2 separate regions of the Homo sapiens genome follow, and region 2 is linked to region 1. Evidence: chromatin loops called from intact Hi-C (ENCODE). Cell type or tissue: ascending aorta. All regions are shown on one strand. Each heading gives the region's core, and the rest is flanking DNA. Links, peaks and the distances in the headings are about the cores only.

Evidence for each region. A loop is a pair of places that touch in the nucleus more often than their neighbours do. Peaks named below come from ENCODE experiments on the same cell type or tissue, not always from the same donor. Only the 100,000 strongest peaks of a DNase experiment are listed, where the experiment ranks them.
Region 2: a loop joins it to region 1, with 2.0 times the contacts of the local background. A loop is called at or near these places in 9 of 110 quality-filtered maps.

What each region holds. Positions count from the first base shown.
Region 1 is chr1:51,657,111-51,673,208 of GRCh38, reverse strand. It overlaps OSBPL9 (oxysterol binding protein like 9), which reads right to left. Exons shown (of 24, transcript NM_024586.6): 3 at 3,697-3,775. Among named protein-coding and RNA genes, the nearest start is that of OSBPL9, 48 kb to the right of the region's middle. In ascending aorta, for the core only: no CTCF peak of the experiment used is centred there; a DNase peak (open chromatin) is centred at 6,558; H3K4me3 peaks cover 372 bases; H3K27ac peaks cover 6,594 bases.
Region 2 is chr1:51,761,458-51,777,555 of GRCh38, reverse strand. It overlaps OSBPL9 (oxysterol binding protein like 9), which reads right to left. Exons shown (of 24, transcript NM_024586.6): 11 at 15,585-15,689; 12 at 11,575-11,734; 13 at 5,374-5,486; 14 at 4,833-4,951; 15 at 638-723. Among named protein-coding and RNA genes, the nearest start is that of MIR761, 67 kb to the left of the region's middle. In ascending aorta, for the core only: a CTCF peak has its summit at 8,392 (motif pointing right); no DNase peak of the experiment used is centred there; H3K27ac peaks cover 1,119 bases.

The DNA of each region.
Region 1 (16,098 bases), core at 3,411-11,410:
TCCTTCTCTCCTCCTAGAAACACCTTTTCTTGTGGCTTCCAAAGTACCACATTCATTTGGTTTTCCTCCTCCTTTTTGGTTGCTTCTTCTCAATCTCTTTTGCTGGTTTTACCTCATCTTGCGCCCTCTCAATAAATGTTTGAGTGCCCCAGGGCTCTGTAGTTGGACCTCTTTTCTCTCAACATTTATTCCCAAATTCTTGTGGCTTTCAATACCATCTATGTGCCAATGACTCCCAACTCTATTTCTGCAGACCAAACTTTTCCACTGAACTCCAACTGCCTACTTGACATCTCCATTTGCCTATTTGGTGGACATTTAAAACTTGTTTAGTAAACATGTCCAAAGCTAAGCTCTGATGCCCACATTTCCCTCACCCTCCCAAAACTAGTTCCTCCTGCAATCTTCCACTTCAGTTAATGGCAACTCCATTCTTGTTACTCAACCTAGACTTGTCTTTCTGTCATATGTTACAGCTCAACCTTCAGAATAAATATACTGTCATACAATGAAGTATTACTTAGCAATATAAAAGGAACTATTAATATATACAACAACATAGATGAATCTTAAAAACATTATGCTGAGCTAAAATAAAGCCAGAAAAGAGAGTACATATGGTATGATTCCATTTATGTGAAATTCTCCTAACAAAACATCTATTCTACAATGATAGAAAGCAGAAAAGTAGTTGCCTGGGGCCGGGGGCTGGGGCTGGGGACTGACTGACAGGAGCATAAAGGAATCTTTTGGAGTGATGGAATCTATATCTTGATTGTGGTGGTAGTCATGAGTAAATAAACTGATTAAAATGCCTAACTGTATATTGTGTACATTTTATTGTATGTTAATTACACCTCAATAAAGGTGATTAAACATGCACACAATTCGACCACTTCTCACTATCTCCCCATCTCCACTGCTACCATGTGGGAGCCACTACCACCTCTCTTCTGGTTTACAACAGCCTCTTACTGCAGAAATAGTTTCCCTACTTCTGTCCTTGCCCCTCTGAATTTTACTCCCAACACAGTGGCCAGAGTCATCCTGTTAAAACATAAATCACACCATGTCACTCCTCTGCTCAAAACCTTCTAATGGCCTTTTATCTCAGTCAAATTCAATGCCCTTATAAAGGCCTCATATGGTTGGACTTCCTGTGTCCTCTCAGATTTCATTCTCCATTACTCTCCACCCATGGTTATCTGCACTCCAGCCAGAGCTGACCTCTAGCTGTTCTTCAAATATATGAGTATAAACTACAAAAAGAAAAACAAAACAAAGTATATGACTGTGTTGGGGAGGAAGGCAGGGTGGGTACGTCATTCCAGGCAAAGAAATGATGTATTCACCCCACCTCCCCCACCAACATAGCCATATACTTTGTTCCCTGACTTTCTTCAGCTCTTCACTAAAAAGGCACCATCTCAGTGAGTCTTTCCCTAGCTACCCTATTTAAAATTTCAACACTTCCCCTCTCCCTGCAACCTCACCTCTATTTCATTTTCTCCTTTCGTATTTTATTTTTTTCTCCCCAGGACTTATCACTCTCATTTACTTATATTTTACTAACTTATCATGTTGATCGTGTTGATTACCTTTCTCCTTTCCTGGAATGGATGACTCAAGGGGCAAGGAATTTTATCTGTTTTGTATACCACTGTATCCCCAGAATAATGTCTAAAATAGATGTTGAATGAATAAATGAATGTATCTGAACAAACTCTAGCTTTCCCTTTAATAGTTGACAGTAGAATTTGTTTTATAATGCATCAACTGATATTTCATTTGCTTAAAAAAAAACTGGTGTATTCAATAAAAACTTCAGCACATTTAAAGATATGTTCACATATATAGCTAAAATTTGCTTTCAATTCTAATCAAGAATTTAAGATCTCTCAGACACTGATAACTTTGTATCAAATTTGCAGGGATTTTATGATCAAGGACCTATGAATGTGAAATAGCTCTCATTAACGAAAAAAAAATACAGTCTTACCAAGTTCTTTGCAAAATCCAGATCTCATGCTAAAACTCCCATAACTACTACAATAGAAAATAAACTAATTATTCTGACAGTTTCAGAACTATGAATCCATTTTTAAAATGTGCATAACTCTTATCATTTAAATCCTTCCTGAGGAATATTTCTTGTTTTATAAGCCAAATAAGTATGAGAGTGCCAAAGGGGACATAAATAATTTAAAAGTAAATCAGAAGGTAGAGGTACAGCTTCTGAGGGTCCAAAGGAGGTGTCTCCTTCTTAGTAACTGCAGAGAAGAGAATTCCATACTGCAGCCTTACCTGCACCCAGCAGCTCTTTCTTGAAATGCATTAAAATATTCAACTTCATTCAAGTAAAGAGTTCCAGAGTGTAGGAATTACCTGCTGATTTATAGGCAGCATTACATATTTAACTTAAAAATAAAAACTCTGGGCTTTCATAATAGGATTTAAAATGTTTTATGAAGTTAAATATAGTAGAAAATTTCAGGACAGCATCGTTATTAAAGCAGCTCTGAATAAATTATATCATCAAACACAGTAAATATTTTAAGGTTATGTGGAAGAAAGCATTAGAGATATCACTATTGAGTACACTGGTTTAGGTTTGTTGAATATAACCTGCATCTTTCATTACTATCTGTCAATTTCTGAAAGAAGACAATGAAGAAAAATAACTGCAATTCACTATCCTAGCACAAAAAGACAACAGCTGCCTAAACACCTCATATAACATATCTGGCCTCTGTTAGACTTCATAACCAAAACATTTTTAAGCAATAAATGTATTTAATATTTATTTATCTTGGCATACCTAGCATCTCTAACAGTGCACTGTTACTTGTAGTTGAGAGAAAGTGCTAACCTCTCCAAATCTTTTCATTTCTAAGTTTCTTGAACTGCTCGAAACATAAAAGAGAGATTACTCTGGAAAGGCAAAATAACAAAACCATTAATACTAAAACTAACAGTCACTCCTAATAGACAAGAGGTACTTAGGACAAGATCATTAAAATTGACTTTTATTTGCTGGTTTAGAGTTTTCAAAGCAAAATGAAATGAGAATGATCATACAGTACCTTACCCTTTCTACCGGTGAACCATAGCATGCAATGCCGAAACATAGCAGTGGCAGATGGCATTTAACTATAAAAAGGATAATAGCAGAGAAATGATGGCTGGCAAACAAAACACAGAAATACAGATGAAATGAATGCAAACTTGTAGTTCTTGAAGCAGAGCAAAACCTTTAAGCCAAAGGTTGCCACTAAGCTTCAATTTAATTTATATTTTGAGTTTTACACAGACAAACACTGCAACCTTCACAATCAGTCTTTAGACTCTTCATGCAGAAGCAGAACCATACTCCTTGATAAAGAAGATCAGCAACCTTCTGTAAACACAAGCCAGCAGCAGCAGCAGCCCATTACTCTCTCCCTTCACTGATTTTTATCCTTTAAAATTTTCATCTCCAACTGCAGCCAGATCCACAGTCGTTTCAAATCGATCTACATCCATTGCAGATACAAATCCCTGCCTAACCTGCAGTACCACTTCATCCAGAATGTTCCTATGCACTCGTTCATGCAGGATCAGTTGCAAAACCATTCAAGTCATCCAGCAAACAACCCAAAAGAGAAGAAAAGAAGCAGATGGGACTATGAAGAGAAAGAATCTCTTCTTTCAGCTCACCCTGGAAATGGAAGGTTTTCTGATCAACAGTTATTGTGAAGGTGCTGTCGTCCTCATCGTCTATACCAATCACAGCTCCCTGTGAAACAAAGAGCAAAATCCCAATAAGGCAAACAATGACATCAGCAATATTCACTACTGCTATAGCCCTGGAATACTCAATGCACCAACGACACTGGAAGCAGGCTAGACACAGAAAAGAGGAAACTGAGACTCTAGTTTTGCTTAAGGAGAAAGAACTAAAGGAGAGGAGCTGGCAGGACACTCTAGTACCATGTACAGGTACATTCTATGCCTTCCTTAAGGGCATAGATGTGCTGGGAGGCGGAAGGGACAAACACAGAAGCTGAATCTAGGATCTGTGTTTTAAGAGCCAGCCACTGAGCCTTTCTGAACTTCAGAATGCTCTCTAAAATGGGAGTCAAAAACCTACACCTCACCAGGTTGTTGTAAGGCTGAAAGAAGGCAGGTGCTCTTCAGCAGGCTGCTTCTGTGATAGTATATACTTGTTAGTGTAGAAATGCCAGGTGACATTTGCTTCAAAACACTGTCCCAACCCCTTCTTCCAAGTGCTTCCATAACCACTTGTACATTGCCCTCCAAGAGCACTTTTCACAGTATACTGTGATTATCTGTTCATATGTCAGCATCTTCCTACAGAACCACTATGAAATCTTAGAAATCAAGGACTATTTTATTTGATACATGGCACTTAAGTACATACTTAGTATATGTTTCTAAATAAGAGCACAAACAACTCTCCAAACTGGGGGGTGGGCAGGCACACACAATGGGGAACTGAATTTACAAGTTGTTTTGGGAAGGCGGACTGGGTAGGTTTTAACCCTTTTAAAAAATACTTTTTTATTACTATTTTTTGAGACAGAGTCTCACCCTGTTGCCTAGGCTGTCACCCAGGCTGGAGTGCAGTGGCACGATCTCGGCTCACTGCAACCTCCACCTCCCAGGTTCAAGTGATTCTCCTGCCTCAGCCTCCCAAGTAGCTGGGATTACAAGCGTGTGCCACCACACCCGGCTAACTTTTGTATTTTTAGTACAGACAGGGTTTCACCTTGTTGGCCAGGCTGGTCTCGAACTTCTGACCTCAAGTGATCTGCCTGCCTCAGTCTCCCAAAGTGCTGGGATTACAGGAGTGCGCCACCACACCTGGCCCCCTTTTCTTAATATTCAACTACATGCATTCTGTGAAGACAACAGGAATTAAGATAAGAGACAGGAAACTAAGCAAAATAGGGAATCTATTGTTCAATGTCCTTAAGAAAAAAGTATCTTAAGTATTCCAGAGAGAAAGACTACAGAACACAGAATAGGTCAAATGCCTCAGGTGATAAGAGAAGCCGTGTGCCCTTGATAAAACCAGAGACCTTGACAAGGGAGTTGAAATGACTCAAGGGGACAAAATACCTAATCCCATGAAAAAAGGCTACATAGGGGGACTACTCCTATACCAGGAATATTAGGGAATAGGATCAAACATTTATTCATTTCTTCCCCAGAGGCTATCTGGATGAACCCCAACTCTATCCAAATTCCACCTACTTGAATTACTTTACTTATTCCTCAGTGTCAGATGGGGTAGGAAATTTTATCTCCATTTTCAAATAGGGAAAGTGTCTCCAGAGAGTATAATGACTTGCCCAAGGTCACACAAAGCCTTAACAGCAGAACCAGTACCAGATCACCATTGGCATGGAACCTAGCTATTCCACGACAGCAAATACAGACACACTTCAGTGGGTAAGCACGTGCAGAAACAGCTCATTCTGGTTAATGTAATTTGTGATTAACTGAGTTAACCTTCTAACTTGTGATGTATCAAATATTTCCTGAGCCATAACTAAATACCAAAATATATGCAATATACAGCTCTGGAATATATGCCCTGCCTTCAAGGCACTTATATCCAGTACAGGAGATAAAACATGCAAAGAGGTGACTATAATACAGGGCGAAAAGTTATCTCTCTCTGGATGAACCTTGAAAACAGTATGCTAAGTGAAAGAAGCTAGTCACTAAGGATCACATGTTACATGATTCTACTTACAAAAAATGTCCAGAATAGGTAAATTCATAGACTGACAGTAGATTAGTGGTTGTCTAGTGCTGGGAGGGTTGGGGTGAAATGGGGAATGGCTGCTAATGGGTATACTAGATTTCTTTACAAGGTGATGAAAACATTCTAAAATTGACTATGATGATGGTTGAACAACTCTGTGAATATACTAAAAACATAAATTGGATACTCCAAGTTGATAAATTGCATAGTATATGTATTATATCTCAACAAAGCTATTGCAACTCACTCCACTCTCAAATGCCTGCTCTTTCTCTTGAGTTCCTTAATTAAGAACCCAAATGTAAGCTCAACAAGTCACCTAGTCAACTCTGGTAGAAACCTCCAGGTCTGTACAACTACCCCTTGTTCCATTACCACAGGCTGTGCTCATTCTACCTCTCAACTATTAAGTTCACCAACTTGTCTCCATCCTCTCTGCTACTTCTGTAATTCAGGCTTTCATCGTTTCTTGTTTGGTAACAATCTGCCTGCCTTCAGTCTGGACACTTTACAGTTAGTTCACAGTCCTTGCTATTGCCGGAGTAATATTTCTGAAGCACAGACTCTTATTAGAGACTCACATGTTTAAAACCTTCCTTGGCTCTCTATGAACTAACAGATAAAGTCAGCATTACTTCATAATGTCATTCAAGGCTGTTCAAAATCTGGCCCAACCAACATTTCCACTATCGTCACCCAGCTTCCTTCTGCCCCACCTCACAGACACCCCATATGAATTCAGCTTCCACATTTCTTCCACATACCTCACTCATGAAAATGAGTTCAGTGCAATAGCTGGCAGCATTAACTAGTCACTGTGGTTTAGTGCTCTGTGATGACAAGATTGACGGCAGTGTTATCCAACAGAACTTTCTGCAGTGATTAAAATGTTCTGTATTTGTACTGTTCAGTTTAATAGTCACTAGCAACAAGTGGCTACTGAACATTTGAAATATGACTAGTATGACTGAGGATCTTAAATTTTTAAAATAATTATTTTAATATTTTAAATTTTTAAAAACACCAAGCAATTTCACTTTTTAAGGTCATTCTTCAAGCTCTATTTCTCACCATTTGTTAAACAAAAGCAAAATCCCACATCTCCCTCTAGCTACCACATCTCCTCACATTGCTTTCAGAGAGGAGCTTTTTGAAAATTGGCTGTACCTTAACCTTCCATCCACTCTTGCAAGCTGGCTTCCTTCCTCTCACGGCACCAAACTTCTCTCTCACAGATCTCCAATGACCACATTACTACTTTAGTTTTGTTGTACAGAACTTCTCCGGAGGCCGGGTGCGGCGGCTCACACCTGTAATCCTAGCCCTTTGGGAGGCCGAGGCGGGCGGATCACCTGAGGTCAGGGGTTTGAGACCAGCCTGGTCAACATGTTGAAACCCTGTCTCTACTAAAAATACAAAAATTAGCCAGGCATGGTGGCGCATGCCTGTAATCCCAGCTACTCAGGAGGCCGAGGCAGGAGAATCACTTCAAGGCAGAGATTGCTGTGAGCCAAGATCGCACCACTGCACTCCAGCCTGGGTGACAGAGCGAGACTCTAAAAAAATATATATATATACACAAAACATTTCTCTGGAGCACCTGTTGCTGCTGCAGAAACATTTCTCGCTGCGTACTTTAGATAGTCTATATGGAAAAAAACATTACTTTCTGGACCTTTGCACTTTCCCCTCTCTAATCGAAGGCTTCTTTGAAGACTCGAACCTAGCTAACAGTCTCCTACTCCAATCAGGTCTTGTCATGATCCTGAGCATTCTTCAGTGTATATATGCACAATTGATCTGATGCTCTGGTCTCTCAGTGTCTTGATTTGTTGAATTACTCAAATGAACTACATTGCTATTCTCCTTCAGTCCTTCATTTCCTATGACAAAAACCCTACATCCACACTGTCCAATACAATAGCCATTAGCCACATATTGGGTATTTAAGTTCTAATTAAAGTTAAGTAAAAATTTAAAATAAGTCCCTCAGGCCGGGCGCAGTGGCTCATGCCTGTAATCCCACCACTTTGGGAGGCCAAGGCTGGCAGATCACCTGAGGTCGGGAGTTCAAGACCAGTCTGACCAACATGGAGAAACCCCGTCTCTACTAAAAATACAAAATTAGCCAGGCATGGTGGTGCAAGCCTGTAATCCCAGCTACTCGGGAGGCTGAGGCAGGAGAATCACTTGAAGCCGGGAGCTGGAGGTTGCCGTGAACCAAGACTGCCCCATTGCACTCCAGCCTGGGAAACAAGAGCGAAACTCTGTCTCAAAAACTAAATAAATAAATAAAGTAAGTCCCTTAGTCACACTAGTCATACTTCAAATGTTCAACAGCCACTTGTGGCTAATGACTATGAAACTGAACAGCACAAATACAGAACATTTTAATCACTGCAGAAAGGTCTGTTGGATAACACTGCCGTGAATCTTATCATCACAGAGCACTAAACCACAGTAAATAGTTAATGCTGCCAGCTATTGAACTGAACTCATTTTCATGAGTGAGGCATTATGCTAAGCATTTTACATATACTATCTCATCTGAAAATAACACTACATTGAAATGTAACATATATACAAATCACAAGTGTACAGCTCAATGAACAGAAAAGCTCCCCTTGTAACACTTCCTAATCATTAACCCAACCCTCCATTCCAAAGATAAATACTATCCTTAGTTCTAATATAACAATTAGTTTAGTCTGTCTTTGAACTTATTTATTTATTTATTTATTTTTGAAACAGAGTCTTACTCTGTTGCCAAGGTTGGACTGCAGTGGCATGATCTCAGCTCACTGCAACCTCTGCTTCTGAGGCTCAAGTGATATTTGTGCCTCAGCCTCTTGAGTAACTGGGATTACAGGCATGCATCACCACACGCCCGGCTAATTTTTATATTTTTTGTAGAGACAGGGTTCACCATGTTGGCCAAGCTGGTCTCAAACTCCTGGCCTCAAGTGATCCACCCATCCCAGCCTCTCAAAGTGCTGGGATTACAGGCAGGAGTCATCATGCCTGGCCCTGTCTTTGAATTGTATACAAATGGACTCACACCACTTATTTTCCTTTGTGTCTGGCTTCTTTCATGCACCATGTTTGTAAGATTCATCCATATTGTTGCATGAAGCAGTAGTTTGTTCACTTTTATTGCTATATATATCATTCCTCTGTATAGACCCACAATTATCAATTCCATTGTGCATGGACATTTATGTTGTTTTCAGTTTTACGTTATTAGAATAAAGCTCCTATGAATATTCTTATTCATATCTTTTGTTATACATGTATTTATATTAAATACAAATCTAGGAAAGTAAATTTGCTAGGTCACAGGATATGCATATATCAGGTTTAGGAGATACTATCAAATCGTCCTCAAAAGTGGTTGTGTCAGCTATACTCCCATCAGTGGTATACGACAGTTTCAACTGTTCCAATAACTTCACTAACAGTTTTTCACCTTAGTTATTCTTGGCAGGTAAGTAGTGACATCTCATCATGGTTTTAACTTCCACTTCCCTAATAACTGACAAGGTTAAGTATGTTTTCATGGTTTCTGACCATTTGAAGATCCTCTTTTGTGAAATAGTTTAAGTTTCTTCTCCATTGACAAGACTGGACTATCTTTTTCTAATGACTTGTAGGAGTTCTTTCTATATCATGGGTATGAGCCCTTCAATGGTTATAAATTAAGCAAGTATCTACTTCTACTCTGTTGCCTGCTTTTGCACTCACATAATGATATCTTTTGATGAAGAATTCTTAACTTTAATGTAGGACAGTGTATTGACTTTACATTTTATAGTTCTGCTTTCTATGTCTCCTTTAAGAAGTCTTTCCCAGTCCCAAGGCCATGAAAATATTCTCCTACATTATCTTCTGGAAGGCTTTACATTTGGATATCAGGTGGAGTAAATCCTCCAATTTAAAAAAAGTTTTTTAATAAATAAACATCTTGAACATAGTCATAGCCAGCCATCCCCAAAGGGGCAGAGGAAAGCAAATCACCATTTCTACTGGGTTCTGTATGTTGGCTGAGAAGGCAGGAATCAGGAATGGATACTCTTGACTCTTCATAAATTTTTAGTCAGCTACACACGTTTTACACACACACACACACACACACACACACACTTGCCAGCATAATGACTCAAATGACTAGAAATAAACTGGGATTTGCCAGTCTAAATAAATAGACTGTCATTTATTTAGGTCTTTTTAAATTTCAATAATGTTTTATCATTTCCTGAGTAGAGGTCTCACTCATCTTTTGTTAATATTTATTCCTAAAAATTTGATGCTTTTTGATGCTATTATAAATGTTCTCCATTTAAAAAAATTCATGTTCTGATTGCCAGTTGTTAGTATACAGAAATATCACTGATTGGCCAGGTGCGGTGGCTCATGCCTGTAATCCCAGTACTTTGGGAGGCCAAGGCGGGCAGATCATGAGGTCAGGTGATCAAGACCATCCTGGCTAACACGGTGAAACCCCATCTCTACTAAAAATACAAAAAATTAGCCAGGCCTGGTGGTGGGCGCCTGTAGTCCTAGCTACTCAGGAGGCTGAGGCAGGAGAATGGCGTGAACCTGGGAGGTGGAGCTTACAGTGAGCCGAGATCACGCCACTGCACTCCACCCTGGGCGACAGAGCGAGACTCTGTCTCAAAAAAAAAAAAAAAAAAAATTCGTTGATTTTTATATAATGACTTTGTATCTGCTTATCTTGCTAGATTCAATTCTCAATTCTAATAGTTATATCTATAGATTCTTTTGGATTTTCCATATGCTCGATTAAGTTGCTGTGAATAATAGTCTTATTACTTCTACTCCAAGCCTTACACCTTATATGTCTTTTATTGCTTTATTCATTGGCTAGGACTCCCAACAACAAAAGCAGCCATCGGGTAGAAATTCTAAACCTTCCTGATGTGCCCTCCCACCTGAAGACTCACTTGCATCTAAACCCAGCATGCTTCCTTTCCACTTATCATAATGGAAAAGGCATCCATTCTTCTATCGAAAACCCAGTCCTTCCACACTCATGCTCCATATCCCTGCCAATTTTCAATTTCTGTCTCTCTCTTCCTGGTCTCTATTTCTCTTCTCTGTCTCTCTCTCTCTTTTTCCCAACTGCATTTACACATACTCAAGACTCAAGTCTTTATACTCTTTAACAACAGCCCTTTTCAATTCCATGTCCTAACCAAGCAATTGGCCAGCCTCTCTCATTCCCTTTTAGTCAAGATTATTCAGCTGTCCAATCCTCTAGTTTATAATTTATTTTAACCTTCCATTCCTTGGAGGATATGTTACCACACCAATGGTTCTTCTTCACCTTCACACAAGGTGACCATACGACCTGGTTTGCCAGGAACAATCCTGGATTATTCCTGTTGTCCTGGCTCAATAATGAATAGATCCCCCTTTCATTCTCAAGCAGTTCTGGTTTAAGGGATGTGGTCACTCTCCGCCACAGCCTAGCCTACAAGGCCCTTAGTGATTTGCTCCATGCCTACCTCTCTATTCTACACTTAAATAGCTTAAGGTTTACCAATTGCCCCAATTTCTCTCCTACCACCATTTTTTGCACATGTTCCCTCTGCCTGAGACATCCTTCCTCTCCCTTTATCTGGGTTTAGAGTATTTTTTTGATTATATCTGGTAAAGCAAAACTCCCTTTGATAATCTATATATGAAATGGTGTTCTGTTGTTAAGAAAAGTTATTTGTTATACTAACCCACAAAAATATCAATGTTTTTCTTTCAACTCCACTTTTATGACCCCCATTGTGCCAACATAATAAACATATACATCTTTCAGTGACCTCTCATGATTTTTTTCTGAAGGTTTCAGATGGTCAGCTTCTTAAAGTTCTATCAGTACTTGAGGTCACCAAGGTGCCTGTTGCTCCAGGGTCACACTATCAAGGCACCAAAAAGAAACTAGAGCTACACAGTCTTGTCCCACTGGATGAATTTCCTGACTTTCTCTCTTTTCGTTTTTTTTCTATACACACAGACATACTTCAGACATGAATCATCATTCTGATGCCAAAGACAGACAGATAGTTTTGCTCTCACGGCTTGGGGTAAAAAAAGAGAAACAAAATTCTGGCTATTTTGGGGCCAATCTCCCTTTGCGAAAAGTAGGCTGGTGAACTGGTTCCAAAGATAATAAAAAAGAATGATGACTCCTCTGAGACATAGATTGCTCACAGGCTCCTAAAAGGAATGTAGACAGTGCTAAGAATACACAGCATAGCTACTCCCATTATAACTCTACAACCACATACTTTTCATCACTGCTTAAATGACATTGGAAGTCTATTTACATTCACATAGTGCATTTAAATGTGGTCCCTGAGATTTAGGCAGAACAGGTCACTACTCTTCTTTAGAGATTAAGAAACTGAGACTCAGGTTTAAAAAAAATTTTTTTTAAGTTTGCCAAAAGTCCAACAACTAAAAGGGAGAAGAATACTAGGTCTTGCAAACCCTGATCCAAAGCCTGTTCTTAACAGGACATGGTGACAGTAAACAATATTCACTAATTACTTCAACAAACTTATTAAATACCTATTCTGGGCCAAGAACAGTAACAGCCAAGGGATACAAAACATGTCTATGCCCTGGAGGAACATACAGTCTAGAGAGGAGTGACAGAATCAATAATATAGAAGGGAGCAGAATGGCTTGCAGTTCAACCTGCTCACTAAAGAAGACGCTGCATGGAGGACCTACTTTAGCATCATTCATTCATTGATTCAACAAGTATTTATTGAATTTCTAGGCACTGGCCTAGATGCCAGTAAGAGAGTGGTAAACAATTTGCTTTGCTTTTGCATTCAATATTTTACCTTCTTATTCCCCCTTACATGAATTGAAAGTATGTAACTTTTCTACATTTTGAGAATTCTTTTGTCTTTTTTACAGATTTGTATGCATTTGGGGGGATTTTCTTTTTGTCTTCTTTATTAATATGCAGGAGTTATTTATATATACACAGAATATTAATCCTTTGCCAACTGATGTATTTTAAGTATTTTCTCTTCTATCCATGAGTTGTCTTTTCCCTTTGACTGTGGTATCTTTTTTTGTTCAAAGGTTTTAAATTTTGAATGTTGTCAAATCCACAAATATTTGCCATTGTGGTTTATGCTTTCTGCTCTATCTTGACATCATAAAGATATCACCTATGCTTTTTTTCTAAGTTTAAAATTTCATTTTATACCTCTTATACATCTGAAATTTGTTTTTGTGTATCACATGGGGTAAAGAGTAATCTTCTTTTTTTCATATGGACACCCAATTGATCCAGTTTCATTTACTAAGTGATAATGTCTGATTTGTAACGCTCTATCATATACCAAATTTCCAGCTTTCTCCAAGACCCAAATCCAAATGGTTCTGTTTTTCAGCTTTCTCTTCCATTCCGCTAATCTATTTCTGTCTCTTATAACACCACCATACCATTTTAATTACCATAGTTTCAGTTAAAAACTTAATATCTGGAGTGGCAAGTCCACCAACTCCTTATTCTTTAAAAATATCTCTCCCCTTTCCCAAATTTTAAATGACTTTTAGAATCACCTTGTCAAGTTCTTTGACAGCCTAATTTTGTTGATTTATGCTTTTTTGAGAAATTATCCATTTTCATATAAGCTTTCAAATTTATTGGCAAAATGTATTTGTAGTAGCTTCCTGACAATTTTTCATCTCTACTATTACGTACTTTTCTTTTTTTCATTCTTAATATTATTTATTTGTGCCTTCGTTTTTTTCCTCCCAATCTAACCAGGGTTTATTTTATTACTTTTTTCACAGAATCACAGTTCAGTTGGTTTATGCTCTCTACTGTTTATTTCCCATTTCATTAGTGTATTCTTTTTGTTATTTTCTTCTTTCTATTTCCTTTGCTATTTCTTTTCTTTACCTAATTTTAAAATTTTAATGTTTAGATCATTAATTCTCAATCTGTCTTGTAATATATTCATTTAAGATTATAAATCAGACTTCCATAGATGCAGTTTTAACATGTGGTTTTCTCATTATCGTTCAGACTTAAATATTTCACAATTTCTATTATCATTTCTACTTCCACCAATGAATTATTCAGAAGTATGTGTGTGAGGTGGGTGGCTACTGTTTCATCAAGGGATTTCTAATTTTTTCCATTGTTGTCAAAGAATGTTATCTATGTGATACTGCGTCTTTGGTATTCTCTTTTTCCATAACAATTTAATTTCTTTTCTTAGTATTCTATGTCTGATATTAATTCTGTTTCCCAGCTTTCTTATGGTTAGCACTTGCCTGGAATATATTCTTCCATCACTTTCTTTTTCATTTAATTTTTAATTTGTAATTATGAAATAGTATAAACATTCATAAAATAGAGCACTAATGACATCTATGTACCAATCACAGAGATTAAATAGATGTTTACATCTTGCCCAAGGGAGGATATTTTCAATATTAAATTCATAGAGAAGAGAAAGAGCTTACAAAAAGGCTACTGAATTAACGAGAAAAGCCACAATGAATAGAGTGACTTTTCACTGTGAAATAACAAGACAATTGATAAAAGTTCTTACAGGATACAGATCCAAGGGAAAAAGGAAGACATTCTTAAGGTTATACATTAACCTAAAAATAACACCTTATTGCATTGTGAAAAAAAAAAGTGATGGTATCAATGAAATAGGGCACTAACAGAAGTCATTACTGAAAATATTAATATTCTGTCATGGTGCACCACCGACCTCTCTTGTGGTAGACTAAAAGAAAAGAGAATAGATAATGCATCTCTCAGGAAATCACATTCAATTCTGATACCTAGCACAACAGGTAAATGGAATACTTAGTTTCACTGGATGGAGTAAAAGAGGGTCACTCTAAATCACATGTAGATTAATAGTTTTCAAAGATGTATAATAAATTTACCATTAAAACTTTGTTTAATATAATTCATTTTTCTTTGGTGATTCCTAAGGCCCTTTAGAATTCTTCAGAATCTGAGATTCATCTGTATTAATAGAAATTATGAATTACAAAAAAAAAACTACCATTCATTTAGATCCTATTAAGCTCCAAACACCGTGTTTGAGTACTTTTCAAAATGTATTAACTAATCTGGTACTCACAACACTATGAGTAAATGGCATGATGTCTATTCCAGAGATATGGGAAATAGGGCTCAGAGCTGAAAAGTTGCCTCAAGTCACAACGCCAGAATGTGGCAGAATCCAAGTCTGAATTTCATTACATACATGCCCTGTATTTGTTTTTGCCACTACACCCTACTTTTTTTTTTTTTTTCTTTGAGACAGGGTCTTGCTCTGTTACCCAGGCTGGAGTGCAGTAGTATGATCTCAGCTCACTGCAGCCTCGACCTCCTGCACTCAAGTGATCCTCCCACCTCAGCCTCCCAAGTAGCTGGGATAGAGGTGTAAGCCACCACACCCAGCCAATTTTGTTCATTTTTTTTGTTTGTTTGTAGAGAAGAGGTCTCATTATGTTGCCCAGGCTGGTCTCAAACTCCTGGACTCAAGTGATCCTCCTGAATCAGCCTCCCAAAGTGCTGGGATTACAGGCATGAGCCACCAAGCCCGGGCCACACTGCCTCTTTAATGTTGTCATGTCTCCATTTTCCAGATATTATCTGAAAATGCCAATGTTTTGTTTTTGACTAGTATGGGAGAGGATCAGACCACAGGACTCAAGCAACATTTTATTTCTTCATCAAGGAAAGGGCACCGTCTAGTGGCACACACTTCATAACCAACACAAAGAAGGTTTTTCACTTTTCTGCTTTCCTCCACTGGTTTGACACTACCTTATAATGACTTACAGTATCTGAATTCACTCTTCTAGTCCAGAGGAATGGGAGCCTAGTAACATTAAGAATTGAACAGGGCTTTGAAATAAGACCCAAGTCCAATCTCAGATTCACCATTCCTATGTGACCTTGATAAGTTACTAAGAGTAGTTTGTGTCTCAGTCTCCTCATCTGCAAAATGAAATATGAGCATTTACCTGACAGGGTTATGATAGGAATGTGTATGAAAATCATCCAGCACAGCACCTGATCTGGGTTTCCTCTATGGTCCCTTTCTCCATTCTCCTTTTATGTACCCTATGTTCATGTGGGTGTTTTGCTTTGTTCTTTTTAGAAAATACATCATACCACTGGCTCACATTATGTTTAAGATAAATAACTCCCACAGTTCTTTTGTATGCAAACCATAGTAAAGGCAAATTTCCCAACATTTACTGATTATTTTCATAAATACATAAAATTAACAATAAGCATTTTTGAG
Region 2 (16,098 bases), core at 4,317-12,316, 100 kb before region 1:
GTCTGAGACTAAGGAATGCAGAGAAGACGAACTAACAACATTCCCCATTACAAAAAAATTTCCTGCTACCAGCGAAAGGCAATGTGAACTCACCTCCTTGTAAATCAATTTCACCTTTACATTACTTCTATCTCATACATATACACATATATAATATTGCAAGCTTTATATTTAAAATTTATAAATCATCTATAATTTGGATACTATATTGTAAGCTCAAGGGCAGACATGACTTTTCCTTTCTCCAACTTGTAAGAAAGTGCCTAGCAAACAACAGGTGCTTTGGAAAGGTTTGCTGAACTCAGAAAATTAAGCTTCATTAGGATATAGTACAAATAATTTGACAGTGATTGCCAGTGCCTGGATTAAATAAACTTATACCATTGGCCTTGTGAATATTGGCTACCTATTAACGGGCTCTTGAGAATTTTTTAAAGTGTTAAACTTGGTTGCCTAACATCGCCACCATATAACTTTAAGCAAACAGGCAACCAGTGTAAACACATTATTCAATACCACAGAATACCCAGAAATGTTTGAAAGGTGACAAGGAATCCATCTATCCTGCAAAATAAAAGGCAGAAAGCTGCTGAGTAACATCTGTAAACGTTGGAAACTACCATGTTCAGTCAAATACCTCACAAACAGGTCCGGATGTGCAAAAAAGTCTGCATACATTTCTAAAAGAGATCTTCTTTCAAGAATAAACGTTGGAAGAACTACCTGAAAAACATACACATTTGACCCTTGAAGATCAAATTTCTCTTCAGATAAACAGACTAAAAAAAAAAAAAAGAAAACAAAACAAAACACCACCTCATTCAAATCATGGTAACATCCACCACATATTGCCCAGGCATGCTCCAAAAACTAATTCTCAACCTGTCAGATTCAGAAATGACCATTAACCTGCCTAGCAGATCAAAAACAGAGAAAGACTTTTGAATGTTCAAATGTCACTTCCTCTGTGAAACTTCCTTTTTCTCCCTAAGTATAGTAACAACAACAAACTACTCAACAAACTCACTCAGAGGAATCCTTTGATGCCTCCTATCTGCTGGACATTACATATACATTATTTTATTATTTGTATATTACATACATATTATATTACAATAGCCCTATGATGAAGAAATTATTACAGTGAAGAAATATGAAGCTCAGCGTCCCACTATTAATTGTCCCATTATTAATGTGGAATTCAAACTGGATCTGAGTTTGGGGCGTGTGTGCACTTTCTACTGCTGTTGCTCTATCATCATTAGACAAGTGTATAGGAAATACATGATGAGCACCTACAATCCAAGAATTAAGTTTTATTCACACTCGCGCTCTCACTACTATTTACACAGTAAGAAACTTTTAAATGAGCAATTAAAGGAATAAACAAAAAGAAGAAAAGAATACAGACTGGGAACCAACAAACTGGAATACGGGAAGACATGAGAAAGATGATTAACCAATGAAAAAAAGAGAAGAATTTCATTAGAGAATGGGAATGGGAGAAGAGTTTTTGAAATGAGTATCAGATTATCAATTATTCATTACGAAGTAGAACACCCCAGAGTAAGCAAAAATTTCTTAACATTTAGTAATAACTACATATCCACTATATTCAAGGTCCTGTGTTAAAAGCTGTGGTGGAGGCTGGGCATACTGGCTTGTGCCTATAATCCCAGCACTTTGGGAGGCTGAGGTGGGTGGATCACCCGAGGTCAGGAGTTCGAGACCAGCCTGGCCAACACAGTGAAACCCCGTCTCTACTAAAAATACAAAAATTACCTGAGTGTGGTGGCGCACACCCGTAGTCCCAGCTACTCGAGAGGCTGAGGCAGGAGAATCACTTGAACCCAGGAGGCAGAGGTTGCCGTGAGCCAAGATTGCACCACTATACTCCAGCCTGGGTGACAGAGCAAGACCCCATCTCTAAATAAATAAATAAATAAATAAATGCAAGCAAGCTATGGTGGAGACAAAGGTAAGTATGAGAGAATAACAAGAGCATTTAAATTGTAGGTGGAATGTGACAAACATCATACAAGAATGCTCTAAGCACCCTGGAAGTTCAGTTCAAGGAAAGATCATGCTCTGTTTGGGGGAACAGAATGAGGGCAGAGCTGGGAAACAATTTATTGAGGTGGCACTAGAGAAAAGCCTTAAAGAAGAGTAAGGCTGTGATAAAAGAACAAGACATGGAGACGGGAGAAAAAAAAAAAGACAAGGAAAGGATAGGAAGAGGGGTGTGACAGGGATTAATCAGTGAACCAGTGTGGCTGGACATATAATGAAAATATAAAGTGGGCTGATGAACACAAGCTTGGAAAGGGACACTAAGACTGTAACACTTAGAATCTCTATTATCAGACTCTCAGCATTTAAATTTTAGGTAAACATTTTTCTTCCACAGAACATGTAAATTCATAATCCAAATAGGGTTAGATTAGCAGGGAAGCTTATATACTGCCTTGGTACAACTTCTTACCACTTTAGATAACGCAGAATTATAAACCACCGAGTAAAAATGCTGAAGAAGAAAACATGGATAAATACCTTTAATGTATAAACAGCTCTTACAACTCAAGATGAAGATCACTACTCCAGTAGATAAATGGACAAAGGAACTGAACAGCCAAAAAACATTTTTAAAAAGTTTAATTTCACACGTAATTTAAAAAAAATAAATATTTTTTTCTTCTACTTAGGATTTTTCTGAGAACTCTTATTTAACAGATTTTCTTCAATGTTTGTAGTGCTATACTGATACATGCTATTAAGTCAAACTGCTGTAACAGTGATGAAGAGAGCTGGGTTTAGCTGTCTTCAACCTGGGTTCAAGAGCTTGTTTAGCCTCTTCTTAGCTGTGAGGAGGCCCTGAAAAATTAACTCAATTTCTCTAAGTACCTGAAAAGGAAGATAATTACATGCCCTGCTTATATGTTAGGGTTCTTTTATTTTAAAGACTGAGTGAGGTTAAATGGGATGTGACTGTGTAGTATTTTTAAAAACTACAAAGTATTTGGAAAACAAACTCTTTTTGGAAAGTATCTGAAGTGAGAAAACATTCTTATAAAAGACACAAATTTAAGGCATTATTGTAACAATACTTTGGAATGCATAAAAGGAACCAAGATTTCAGAATCTGTTGGCAATCACAGCCATTTGTGCCAATAAAAATTTCAAAAATGACTTATTTTAAACACATTCAGTAAAAAATAATTATGATAATATCATTTATAATATAACAAGCTTTTAGCAGCTATGGACTCAAATATGGTTTATTTGGCAGAGAAAATTATGTGAGGCAAGAATTACAAACTTGATTGTGGCAAATACATCTGGTTGCCTCTCCCCATCCATGCTTCACCCCCAAGAACTCTGATTCAGTTCAGGTTCAGCTGTGGGCTGCCATGGCCTTCTCTTCCACGTCTCAAGGGGTGAATGTGGATTCATTTAAACCAATCATTTAGCCTCCCCCTTGCCAGTGGCAGGTTTAGGCACGAGCATATGCCTGATACTGGCCAATGAGATTCAACAGGAAGCCTAATGAGCCACTCCTGGAAAACAACGTCCTTCCTAACAACAACAACAACAACAACAACAACAACAACAACAACGCCAGCAGCTGTACAATCTAATGATTACTGAAGCAATTCCGGGGACAAACTCCTGCAAATGTTCTCCTACCTAGAACATTCCTAGTAAGTGTGTTGGGCTCCACAAATAAAAGTTGTCCTTGTGTCTCTGTTCTCACTTAGATTAGGGGTAAAAGGTTTTATTACAGACACTTACTTGAAGGTATTATGAATTAGTCTTTTTCTTAATGGCCCTCTAAATCCAAAACAAAAAGGAGTTCACTACTGACAAAGACTATAACACTGGAATTGATTTTGCCCTAACAAAAGTGAGAACTCTAAATTTAATCAACTCCCCAAAGCTCGGCAGAACAATAATCAATATGAAAGTTAATACAGTTCAAGCCTTCAAGACAAAGGCAGTAGTGGAAAGATTACAGGTTTTAAAATCATGGAGCAGATTAGAATCTCAGTCTGCCACTTAATATGACTTAACACGACTCAGCCACATTACTTAACTTCTGAGTTTTAGTTTCCTGATGAAATGAAGTTAATAACACCTACTCTGTGGTACTGTGGTGAGAATTAAGTGAAAGGAGGGGGTTTTCTAGCACAGTGGCAGGAATATACAAAGGCACCCATACACCAGTCTCCTAATTCAAGCATGCATTCTGTTGAGAGCTCCAAGTTTAAATTCAAATTCAAATCCAGACTATGGTAATTTTGCATGACTCAATATGTGTCATTTTGCGTGCCTGTAGTCCCAGCTACCAAGGAGGCTGAGGCAGGAGAATCGCTTGAACCTGGGAGACAGAGGTCACAAATATGTCACAATTTTACATTTACTACCTCTTCCAATCCTTACAATAACCCTCTGAAACAGGTTACTATGTGTCCAATTTGCATAGAGAACCCTGAAGTCCACAGAGGAAGAAACAGAAGAAACTCACTGAAGACCGTGCGTGGTTTGCTAATATTAGAGGTAGGACGAAAACACAGATCCTCTGACCCTAAGATTAGAACTCTACCAAATCTTAATCCATACAACTCATACACACTGTTCTCTATGAAATTATCCTAGCTTGACTTATTTCATCATTTATAAAATTTTGTTTACTTATCTACATCTATATTAAATCACAAGAAGACACAGGTATAAAAAGAAATTATGTCATTTTACTACATTTGCAGGCACACTCACCACGCAATCACTGAGAATCCATACATACCCACACAGACTTACAGCAAATTTGGTCTTACCTTAGTAAGATCCATTCCAAGTCTAACCTGCGACAAGAGATGCATGATAACGCTCTTGTGCTCCTCCACAGACCCTGCCTCCGCATCATCATCTCTGTCATCATGTGAATCAAACAGGTCTAAAATAAAGCAGATCTTATTAGAATGGTGCTAAATTGGGCCAATCTGTCCTGATACTAGAATTACAATTTTGTTTGTTTGTTTGTTTGAGATGGAGTCTCATTCTTTCGCCCAGGCTGGAGTGCAATGGCACGATCTTGGCTCACTGTAAACCTCCATCTTCCAGGTTCAAGCAATTCTCCTGAATCAGCCTCCTTGGCAGCTGGGATTACAGGCACGCACCACCATGCCCAGCTAATTTTTTGTATTTTTTTAGTAGAGATGGGGTTTCACCATGTTGGTCAGGCTGGTCTTGAACTCCGGACCTCAAGTGATCTGCCCACCTCGGTCTCCCAAAGTGCTGGGATTACGGCATGAGCCACCACATCTGGCCACAAATATTTTTAAAGAAAAAAAAGTTAAATTATCAAAGGTCACTTACCAGCATCACTTGTTCCATTGGACAAGGAAGAATTAAGTGATTCTGTGGTATCTGGGCGTTTTAGACTATTTCCCGAGCTGCTGTGTGTCAGGACTGAGGCAGATCCAGAAGAACTATAAAAACATTAATTACCTTATTTAAGCTAAAGAAAGCAATTTAGAATCATAGTAAGCTAGACTCGTACAGTTAGCTGGTTACATGCATGCATATATATGCTTTAGAATTCTCTTGATGACAAGGTCTCTTGTCTTATCCTTTATGCACAGGATGTGCTCAACAAAGCCATGTTGATAGTCAAGACCTAGAAGTCATCAAAAATTAGTGAGATCTTTGCCTCTGCATTTAAGTTTAAAACTAGAGTTCCTTTTATGATTTTGTTACTGGGTATAAATCTAAATATGTCACAATTCTTGGCAACAATTCCAGAAACGGCAAGTCTCAGAAACATGTCTTGTCTTTATGTTTGAGATCCTTTAATAAAAGCCCACATTGGTATTAACACTCTTCCTAATCATTAAAAAACTGTACTTGAAATTATAAAATAAAAAAACATCTTATTTATGCAAGTAAATTCATGCTAACTGGCTTTTATGAGCCAGTTAACAGGTCTAAAGAAAGATTATTCTATTATTAATAGATTATCATACCTGTGATCATAATTTACCGATGGAAGTGTGTGTGTGTGCGCGCACACGCACGTATATTTATATTTTTCTTAAGAGACAAGGTCTCCTTATGTTGCCCAGGATGGACTCGAACTCCTGGCCTCAAGTGATCCTCCCACCTCAGCCACCCAAGTCACTGGGTTTACAGGTGTGAGCCACCACACCCAGTTGGTATTTGTATATAAATAAAGGAAAAATAAAAAAGGCACACAATTTACTTATTAAATGTAAAAATTGAAATCAAATTTCTCACGCTTTAGATATTTATAAAACAGTACACATGAGTCTTATTACAACTCTACACGTGCGAAAACATGTATTCTAATCTAATCATAATTTGCCCTTGTTACTTAACTTCTTTTAATTTTTTTAAATTAATAAACTTTATTTTTAGAGCAGTTTTAGGTTCATGGCAAAACTGAACAGAAAATATAGACAGCATGCATACATTCCCTGTCTCCACACCTGCAAACCTCCCTCATGATCAACATCCCATACCAGAGAGGTATATTTCTTACAACCAATGAGCCTACATTGACACATCATTATCACTCAAAGTCTACAGTTTATATTAGGGTTCACTCTTGGAGTTGCCTGTTCTATCGGTTTTGATAAATATATGACAACATGTATCCACCATTGTATCATACAGAATAGTTTCACTGCTGTAAAAATCCTCTGGGCTCTGCCTGTATTAGAACACTAGAATATTAGGATATTCTAAAATTAGAATATATTATGTTATTCTAGTTTGCCCTGGTTACTTACCTATTTTTCAAAATTTCTTGAGTAACTAAGTATTACTTCTTTGATTATTTAGTAGTATATATCACAAGGTATTATAACTAATGTCCACCTCACCAGTTTTGAGAGGCAATGGAAAATATGTCTAAAAGATACAGGTAAGAGAAATCAAATGATCATTAAATGACAGAACTGGGGCCAGGCATGATGGCTCACGCCTGTAATTCCAACACTTTGGGAGGCCAAGGCAAGAGGATCACTTGAGCCCAGGAGTTTGAGTCTAGCCTGGGTAACATGGTGAGACCCCATCTCTACAAAAAATAAAAAATTAGGCTGGGCATGGTGGCTCAGGCTTGTAATCCCAGCACTTTGTAAAGCCAAGGTGGGCAGATCACTTGAGGTGAGGAGTTCAAGACCAGCCTGGTTAACATGGTGAAGCCCCATCTCTACTAAAAATACAAAAAGTTAGCCGAGCGTGGTGGCATGCGCCTGTAGTCCCAGCTACTTTGGAGACTGAGACATGAGAATCGTTTGAACCTGGGAGGTGGAGGTTGCAATAAGCCGACATCGCACCTCTGCACTCCAGCTCCAGTTTGGGCGACAGAGTGAGATTCTGTCTCAAAAAAAAAAAAAAAATTAGCTGGGCATGGTGGTGTGTGCCTGTGGTTCCAGCTACTGGGGCGGCTGAGGTGGGAGGATCACTTGAGCCCATGAGGTTGAGGCTATAGTGAGCTGTGTTCGTGCCACTGCACTCTAGCCTGAGTGATAGAGTGAGACCCTCTGTCTCAAAAAAAAGCATGAAAGTTACCTTTAAAATGCTTTGTGCCTCTGTGATGTATCTCAAAATAGAGTCAATCTTTTAAATCAATTGACCTAAAAACCCCAAATCCTATAACATATGAATCTTATTTTAGATGTAATTTCAAAGGTCCTATTTATGCTGTGTTTTTTCTCCTTACCCATGATTAGAAACCATGTCTGAGCCAAGTGAAATACTCAGTAAGACTGTAAATTGAAAAAAAATGGGATAAATTTTCAGCCATTTCATAATTTACCTTGTTCAGAACAAATGATATAAAGAAAACAGTTAAAAACAACACCTATGTATACAGGAAAGTTTTATCTGCAATGGGCTAAGTTGTCTAGAATTTAGGCATAAAATCATAAAGTATGCAAAAACAATTTAAAGCTATGAATTATAATAATAATTTATCGAGTACCTTGTATGCACCATACACGGTATGTCTATATCTACATTACAACCCTAAGGAAAACACAATGACGCTCATAATACACAGACGCTCGGAGGTTCAATGACTGGTCTGAAGTCATACAGCTGGTGAGTAGTGGAGCCATTTCAAACACGTCTGGCTCCAAAGTACAAGTTCTTTCCAACATGTACTTTTATCTAATTTATAAATGTGTAAACTACAGTGCTCAGTGCCATAGTTACACAGAAGCTATCATTAGTATAGGTCTTTAGAAAAAGAACAGTGAAAGGACTTAAGCTTTCAAGTTCTCTTCCTTCAGAAAGAGAAAAACAAAAAATAGTAAAAAGAAATTTGACCTCAGTTAGAAAATCAGCAGTAGCAGCTGATGACCAGCAGGTGTCACAAGCTCAAATAGCTACAGATGCCAGGCAGAGAATATGTGGATAGGACCAAGACATAAGATATATATGGAACTGGGGAGTCAGCATACCCAACCTGAAAGAATCTAAAGCCTTGTTAAAACAAAACAAAAAACAAGTCAACAGAACACTGTGCTGCCCAAATAAAACATCTGCAGTCCTTACTGGTTTGGGCTTCTAGATTAGAATATACAAACAAGGAAGAGTGAAATTGAGGGAGAAAAGGAACACAGAGTGGGTTAGTTGGACATAAAAACTTAACTCTGGACCCTTTCAAAGAGATGTTCATGAACTGTGTGTTTATTATGGGACAGGGTACTGGGAGAGCATAGAAGGAACCTTAACAGCAGGAATAGAAGAAGCCCATGAGCCTGTGCATGACTTTGTAGACCTGCCTATTACAGGTACAACAGGTGTTTTAAATGTTTCGATTTCATAGAAATTTTGGGAGAATCCCTCAAAACGGAGCCAGAGAGTGTCTATCAGTGATGTTACCAAGAGCTAACCACATATTATCAAGCTTTTACTGAATACAGTCATATGCTTTTAAAGGATGGATACATGAGTGATTTACTAGCAAGTGACATTCAATTGCACTTTTTTAGAACAATAGCTAATGTATTGTCTTTAGGCCAGGTGCAGTGGCTCATGCCTGTGATCCCAGCACTTTGGGAGGCCGAGGCAGGCGGACAGCCTGAGGTCAGGAGTTCGACACCAGCCTGGCCAACATGGCAAAACCCCTCCTCTACTAAAAGTACAAAAATTAGCTGGGCATGGTGGTGGGCACCTGTAATCCCAGCTATTCAGGAGGCTGAGGCAGGAGAATTGCTTGAACCCAGGAGGCCGAGATTGCACCATTGCACTCCAGCCTGGGCAACAAGAGCAAAACTCCGTCTCAAAAAAGGCTGGGCGCGGTGGCTCATGCCTGTAATCCCAGCACTTTGGGAGGCCGAGGCGGGCTGATCATGAGGTCAGGAGATCGAGACCATCCTGGCTAACACGGTGAAACCCCGTCTCTACTAAAAATACAAAAAACTAGCCAGGCGTGGTGGCGGGCGCCTGTAGTCCCAGCTACTCGGGAGGCTGAGGCAGGAAAATGGCGTGAACCCGGGAGGCGGAGCTTGCAGTGAGCCAAGATGGCGCCACTGCACTCCAGCCTGGGCGACAAAGACTGTGTCTCAAAAAAAAAAAAAAAAAAAAAAAAAAAGACGGTCTTTAATTCTCTTTTAAATAAAATAATGACTGAACCCTTCAAAAATTAATAATAACCTTTCATTTTCGAATTTTCTTCCAAATGCTTATTTTCTTTTAACCCCATTATTATAAAAACTTTTTTTCCAAAATTAAATTTCTATTGGCAAACTGCTAACAATGGTTTCTCAATAGTTTATGTTTTAACATTCAAAATGAAAAAAAGAAACCAATATGCTAAACTAAGCCCTTTCTGCTACACTGGCCTTCTTTAGTTGTAGATTTAAACCTCCCTTCCACGTCTTAACTATATATATTCACCTAGACCACATAGGACTGGCTGAAGGTAATTGGCTTGCAAATTTACATTTAATTATTTCCAAATTTGTACTGTGTTAAAAAGCAAAAACCCTAGCTATAGTAACAGTATAGTAACAGTCCCCTGAGAAAGCAGAATTAGAAGTAATTCCCAACAAAAACTAAGCTATTAATACATCTACAACAAACACAAGTAAAATGAAAGTAAATCAGTAATTCTACTTCTTTTTTTTTTTTTTTTAAGACAGAGTCTCACTCTTGTCACCCAGGCTGGAGTACAGCAGCCCAATCTCGGCTCACTGCAACCTACACCTCCTGTGTTCAAGAGATTCTCCCATCTTAGCCTCCCGAGTAGCTAGGACGACAGGCGTGTGCCACCACACTCAGCTAATTTTTGTATTTTTTTAGAGACAGGGTTTTACCATGTTGCCCAAGCTGGTCTCAAACTCCTGGGCTCAACTGATCCTCCCACCTCAGCCTCCCAGATTGCTGAGATTAGGGGCATAAGCCACCACACCTGGCTCCCTAAACTGTTTTTGTTGTTGTTGTTTGTTTGGAAACAGAGTCTTGCTCTGTTGCCCAGGCTAGAGTGCAGTGGTGTGATCTCAGCTCACTGCAACCTCCGCCTCCCAGGTTCAAGTGATTCTCCTGCCTCAGCCTCCTGAGTAGCTGGAATTTATAGGCATGTACCACCATGCCTGGCTAATTTTTTTTTTTTTTTGGTATTTTTAGTAGAGATGGTTTCACCATGTTGGTCAGGCTGGTCTCGAACTCCTGACCTCATGATCTGCCAGCCTCAGCCTCCCAAAGTGCTGGGATTACAGGCGTGAGCCACCACACTTGGCCTCCCTAAACGTTTTTAAATAAAATTAGTGCCTTAAAGCCAGTGCAGAGAGACAGATTTGAGGTGGACTTCCATTTCCCTGTAAGTAGACTTGCAATAAAAAGCTTTTCTTTCCTCAAAAACCTGGGACTTAGTAATGGCTTCTAGCACATTGGGCAGCAAGCCCCTTTTGCTCCATAACACTGTAGGAAATAAATTTCTGTTGTTTATAAGCTACCTAGATTACTGTATTTTGTTATGGCAGCTTAAAGGGACTAAGATACCATACCACGTATTTCATTAGATTATAAATGTCTGCCTATTCCCCCAAAAGTTCCCTGTGGGCAGGGCCTGGATCTTTGTAACCTTGATATCAACCTAGCACAGTGCCTGGCTGATAGGTGTTGAATATTTCCACTCTAATTAAAAAAAGAAAAAAGTAATAGAAACCTCTTATTTGTATAATGCTTCATAGCTTATTCACTCTCATTGGACCCTCTCCTAATGTTGGTACTGTAGAAACGGCCAGGGTTCAACTAATAACGCTGGCACATTACTATAGGTGATGCTATTTATTCCACTTGGATTAACTTAGGACTAAAATCAAAACTCTCACAGAACTGGCTTTGCTCAATAAGCCAACCAAAAACAAGTTGTCCATACAACTATTATACATCAATAAAAAAACTTCTATTAAAAAGGTTGCCCTTTTAATTTTCCCAAATAATAACTGATGAGGCAAGTCTGTCATTAACACTAGTCTCAAAATCAAATTAGATTTTTAAAAATCAGGAGAATCATTTAAATACATATTCTGTTCATCTACTCACTCTATTAAGCGCTTTGGGGATGAGCCACTTTGATGGAATTCATCAGCATCATAAAATTCATCTTCACTGCTGGAGTAAGAGAACTCTGGGACTGTATTTGGAGACAAGTTCACGTGGCTTGGAGAAGTGAGACTGCTACTCGGTGGTGAATGGCCACTGCCTAGGAAGTTAAAAGGGTTTTAGAGAAAAATATTGGTGAAAGAGAAGAAACTAGGGAGATGGAGTCAAAGCAGACTTTTCTAAAATCAAAAAAGAGTTTGGTTAAGTTTGTAAAAGTCGCTACAGTATTTATAAAGAAAATCAACATTTAAACTCCACACAGAAAATGGCAAATCATGATATAAAATGAGGACACAGCCTTTTAAATAAATGAAACAAAAAGCTATGTCCTCATTCTATAATTAAAGATTATCATTAATACTAGGAAGGGGGCCCTTTTGATTATATGAGTTGTGGAGTTGCAAGTCCAACAACAGATATGATTACAATGGGATGCCGGGACTCTTATTTTACACTGCAGATCCAGATACCTAAAAATGCAGCAGTGAGCCACTGGGAATGCAAAATGAAAAGAATATTAAGACCACATAAACATTAAAATATTGCAGGATATCACATTCCTATCATTCAATATTTTTTGGCAATCACATGGAAAATACACACACCATCCAAATTCCTCTCCTCTTTTCCACCTAAGTCAGGGGCTCAGAGGTGGAGATAAAAATAGAGGACTACGATGAGAAGAATGCAGAAAATGAAAAGATTCAGAAGAACATTTTTCTATTCCTAAATAGTCTAACTAAAGAAATGGAAATTAATGAAGACCCAGACAAAGAAGCCTGCCATCTAATCTCTGAGATGATCATCTGGTACCTTATCTACTAGTAAAGCAAGAACAAAAAAGTATCAAACCAATCGACAAATGGAGTATTAAGATCAATTTAACTTACTGAGCATTTAAGGGCTGTCAGTCAGGCAATTTATACTAATCTACAGATGTCTGGTGAAGACTAAAGTTTATTAAGACACTGATGGCAATCTGAAAGCCAGGGCCACAGTTCTGGAAGAAATTGAAGACAGCAATAAAAATGAATCCAGGCTAGGCACAATGGCTCATGCCTGTAATTCCAGCACTTTGGGAGGACCAGTTGGGAGGACTGCTTGAGGCCAGGAGTTCAAGACCAGCCTGTGCAACAAAGTGAGAGCCCCATCTCTTAAAAAAATAGATAAATAAATTAGCTGGGCATGGTGGCATGTGCCTGTGGTCTCAGCTACACGACAGGCTGGGGCAGGATCACTTAATCTGAGGAGGTCGAGGCTGCAGTGAGTTGTGTTTGTGCCATTGCATTACAGCCTGGGTAAACAGAGTGAGACCTTGTCTCAAAAAAAAAAAAAAAAGAATCCAGAGTCACTTACGGATTTTTTGCCCATTCCTATATGTATGGTTCAATAGTTGTGAAAAAAAGCACATCAGTTTGCCACATTTAGTCATCATATTCACAAAGGTATTTTAAAAAGATAACACAAAAAGTTTAACCCCTAAAAGGTAATGCTTATTTTGGAAATTCCAAAGGTAGCTCACCTTATTAGTAAATAACTTCATATTCTTTTTATTACCCAACAGAAAAAGTAAGAGAGAAAAGCAGCTTTTTCTTATTGGAATAAAAAAAAAATTGATCAAGAATTGCAAATGATTAAGTAGCATGCAAATATTCCAGGTGATCACACAAGTGAAACTGTATCTAAGAAGAAAAGTTTGAGTGGGAACTGCAAACAAAAGATCTGAGATTTACTTAGGAGAGCAAACATTTTATCTTATTCCTTTATTTCTTTTTTGTATTAACAAGAGAAGTAAGGGAAAGAAAAGTGGAGAAAATGAAGTTAGGATGAAAAATCAAATAAGATATAAATCACAGGAATTTAATTTTAAATTTTTCTTTAAATCTACTCTAAAGTGTTAGATTTTTGAAATACCTTCAACTGAAATAGTTTTCAGAAGATTATCTTCTGGAAGTAATTTTTACAAAAATTAATATACATAAGAAGAGCTTCTCACTTTCTCAAAGTCTGTTGCTAGTTTTACGTATTTCCAAACAGAAAAATTTTGGAATTTTGGTTGTTTCAAAATTCCAACATAAAAATACGAACAACAACAAACAGGTACTATTTTTTAAATGAAGAAGAGGTGACACAGCTCAGGAAATACAGAAGTCAGCCAAAATATTTCAATTTCATTATTCAAATTGCTTATCAGCCTTTTCCCAAGAGCTTCAAGTAAGAGAGCTATTTTTTTTCTTTCAAAATTCAAAGGCAACTGCCCATGCTGTTAAATAGTAAAGATCAAAGTAATAGCATCAGTACTTTTACTAATTCGAATTTTTTAAATCACAGGGTAATTATTCATCATTACACAGGAAAAATCCTACCCGGGAAAAAAATCTGAGGATGAACAAAAGGGGCTGATCTCCCACTTCTTCAAGAGTGGTTTTGGTTTTGGTTTCCAGGTTTAACAGTGTGAAAAGTGCTAGATGCTTCCTTGAGTTTGGTTCTACAAGTTATTCAACATACATTTAATTAATTTTAAAACAAGATAAATCTAGTATCTAACACTGATAGTATCCCTGTAAAACAGAGAAAAAATAAAGACCCTAAGCCTAAACGAATTAAGAAAATGCAGGCTGGGCGCGGTGGCTCACACCTGTAATCCCAGCACTTTGGGAGGTGGAGGTGGACAGATCACCTGAGGTCAGAAGCTCGAGACCAGCCTGGCCAACATAGTGAAATGCCGTCTCTACTAAAAATACAAAAATTTGTGGGGCGTGGTGGCGCACATCTTTAATCCCAGCTACTCAGGAGGCTGAGGCAGGAGAATCACCTCAACCCAGGAAGTGGAGGGTGCAGTGAGTCGAGACAGTGCCACTGGACTCCAGCCTGGGCAACAGAGTGAGACTCCATCTCAAAAACAAAAAACAAAACGTTTAAACAAACAAAAAGAAAATGCAAATTAAAATGAAGTATCTTTTTTCTAACTATAAAACTGGCAAAAAGGTGAAAGACTGATAAATGTTTTCTAAAAAAATATACATATGCCAAAGGTGCTGTACAAGGATATCACTGAAGTATTGCTTCCATCAGTGGAAAAAACAAGCAATACCTGCCCAGGCAGCTGTAAAAAGAATGCTGTAGACCTAATTTTACAAACATGGAAAGTGCTCTAAGTGTTCTTTGTTAAAGGAAAAACGCAAGTCACAGAAACACATAACCTAAGTTAGGTTTAAACAAAAACAATAAAAATACACGACATAAGTGTATATGCACATACATGTATGCAAATTACTGGGGGGAGAGTAAAGAGGACTTGCAGTTTTTATTCTGTGCACTTCTGTGTCAGCTTCATAATAAGAAAGTATGCAAGTCTAGCTGGAGTAAATTTTTCAAAAAGTCAACATAGATCACCAAATAAATGTTAAGGTAACAAACAAACAAAACTCTGTAATATTTTATTTTATTTAAATTATTCCAGGCATGGTGCCTCATGCTTGTATAATCCCAGCACACTGGGAGGCTGAGGCAGGAAGACTGCTTGAGCCCAAGAGTTTGAGACCAGCCTGAGCAACATAGGGAGACTCCTCTCTACAAAAATTAAAAATCAGCCAAGTGTGGTGTGTGTGCCTGTGGTCCCAGCTACTTGGGAGCCTGAGGCCTGGGAGGTCAAAACTACAGTGAGCCCTGATCGTACCACTGCACTCCAGCCTGAATGACAGAGTGAGACCCTGTCTCAAAAATAAAAATTTTAAAAACTTAAAAATAAATAAAACTTAACTAAAGCTTCTCTTTCAAACACAAAGCTAACCACTTCATGTATGGAACTATAATGTTAAAACTAACATATCTCCAACAGAAAATATACAACACATTTCTTCAACTTTCCCCCTCCTCATCAGAGGTCACAAACAAACCTCAAATGTTAATAGAGTTATGAGACATAAAGAAATTATGCAAATCTGTACCTGTACTATTTGGTGTAGGAGTCTGATGATGTCCCAAGGTAGCCAACACAGGTCCAACTGGTAGGGAAGATGGACGCTGCTCTGACTTACACAACTGAACAGGTTCTAGGAGATTTGAACGTATAAAATAAGGTACAGAAACAGCCAAACACACATTCTATTGACTGTAATTGTCTGGGATTCAAAATCCTAAAGGCCAGTAATTTTTGAAACTTTATTTCATTAAGTCTAGTTCCATGCTACTCCTTCCTTTTGACTTCCTAGCCTCTTAAACTCAATGATGATAGGCTACAGAGTACTAAGATACCAGGCAGGATATCAAAAAACCAGCCACAGTAGGCCAATACTGCAGTATAACTATGCTGTAAAACCAACAAATGCTTCTGATGATAATGTGTTTCTGAGCCTCAAACCACAAAAAATCTGAAGTGGAGTACAGTACCTGTTCCTCTTTAGCCCCAAGAGGTAGTTTAAGCTAATTCACTTAAGAAGTAAAAACTCACAAAAGGATTTC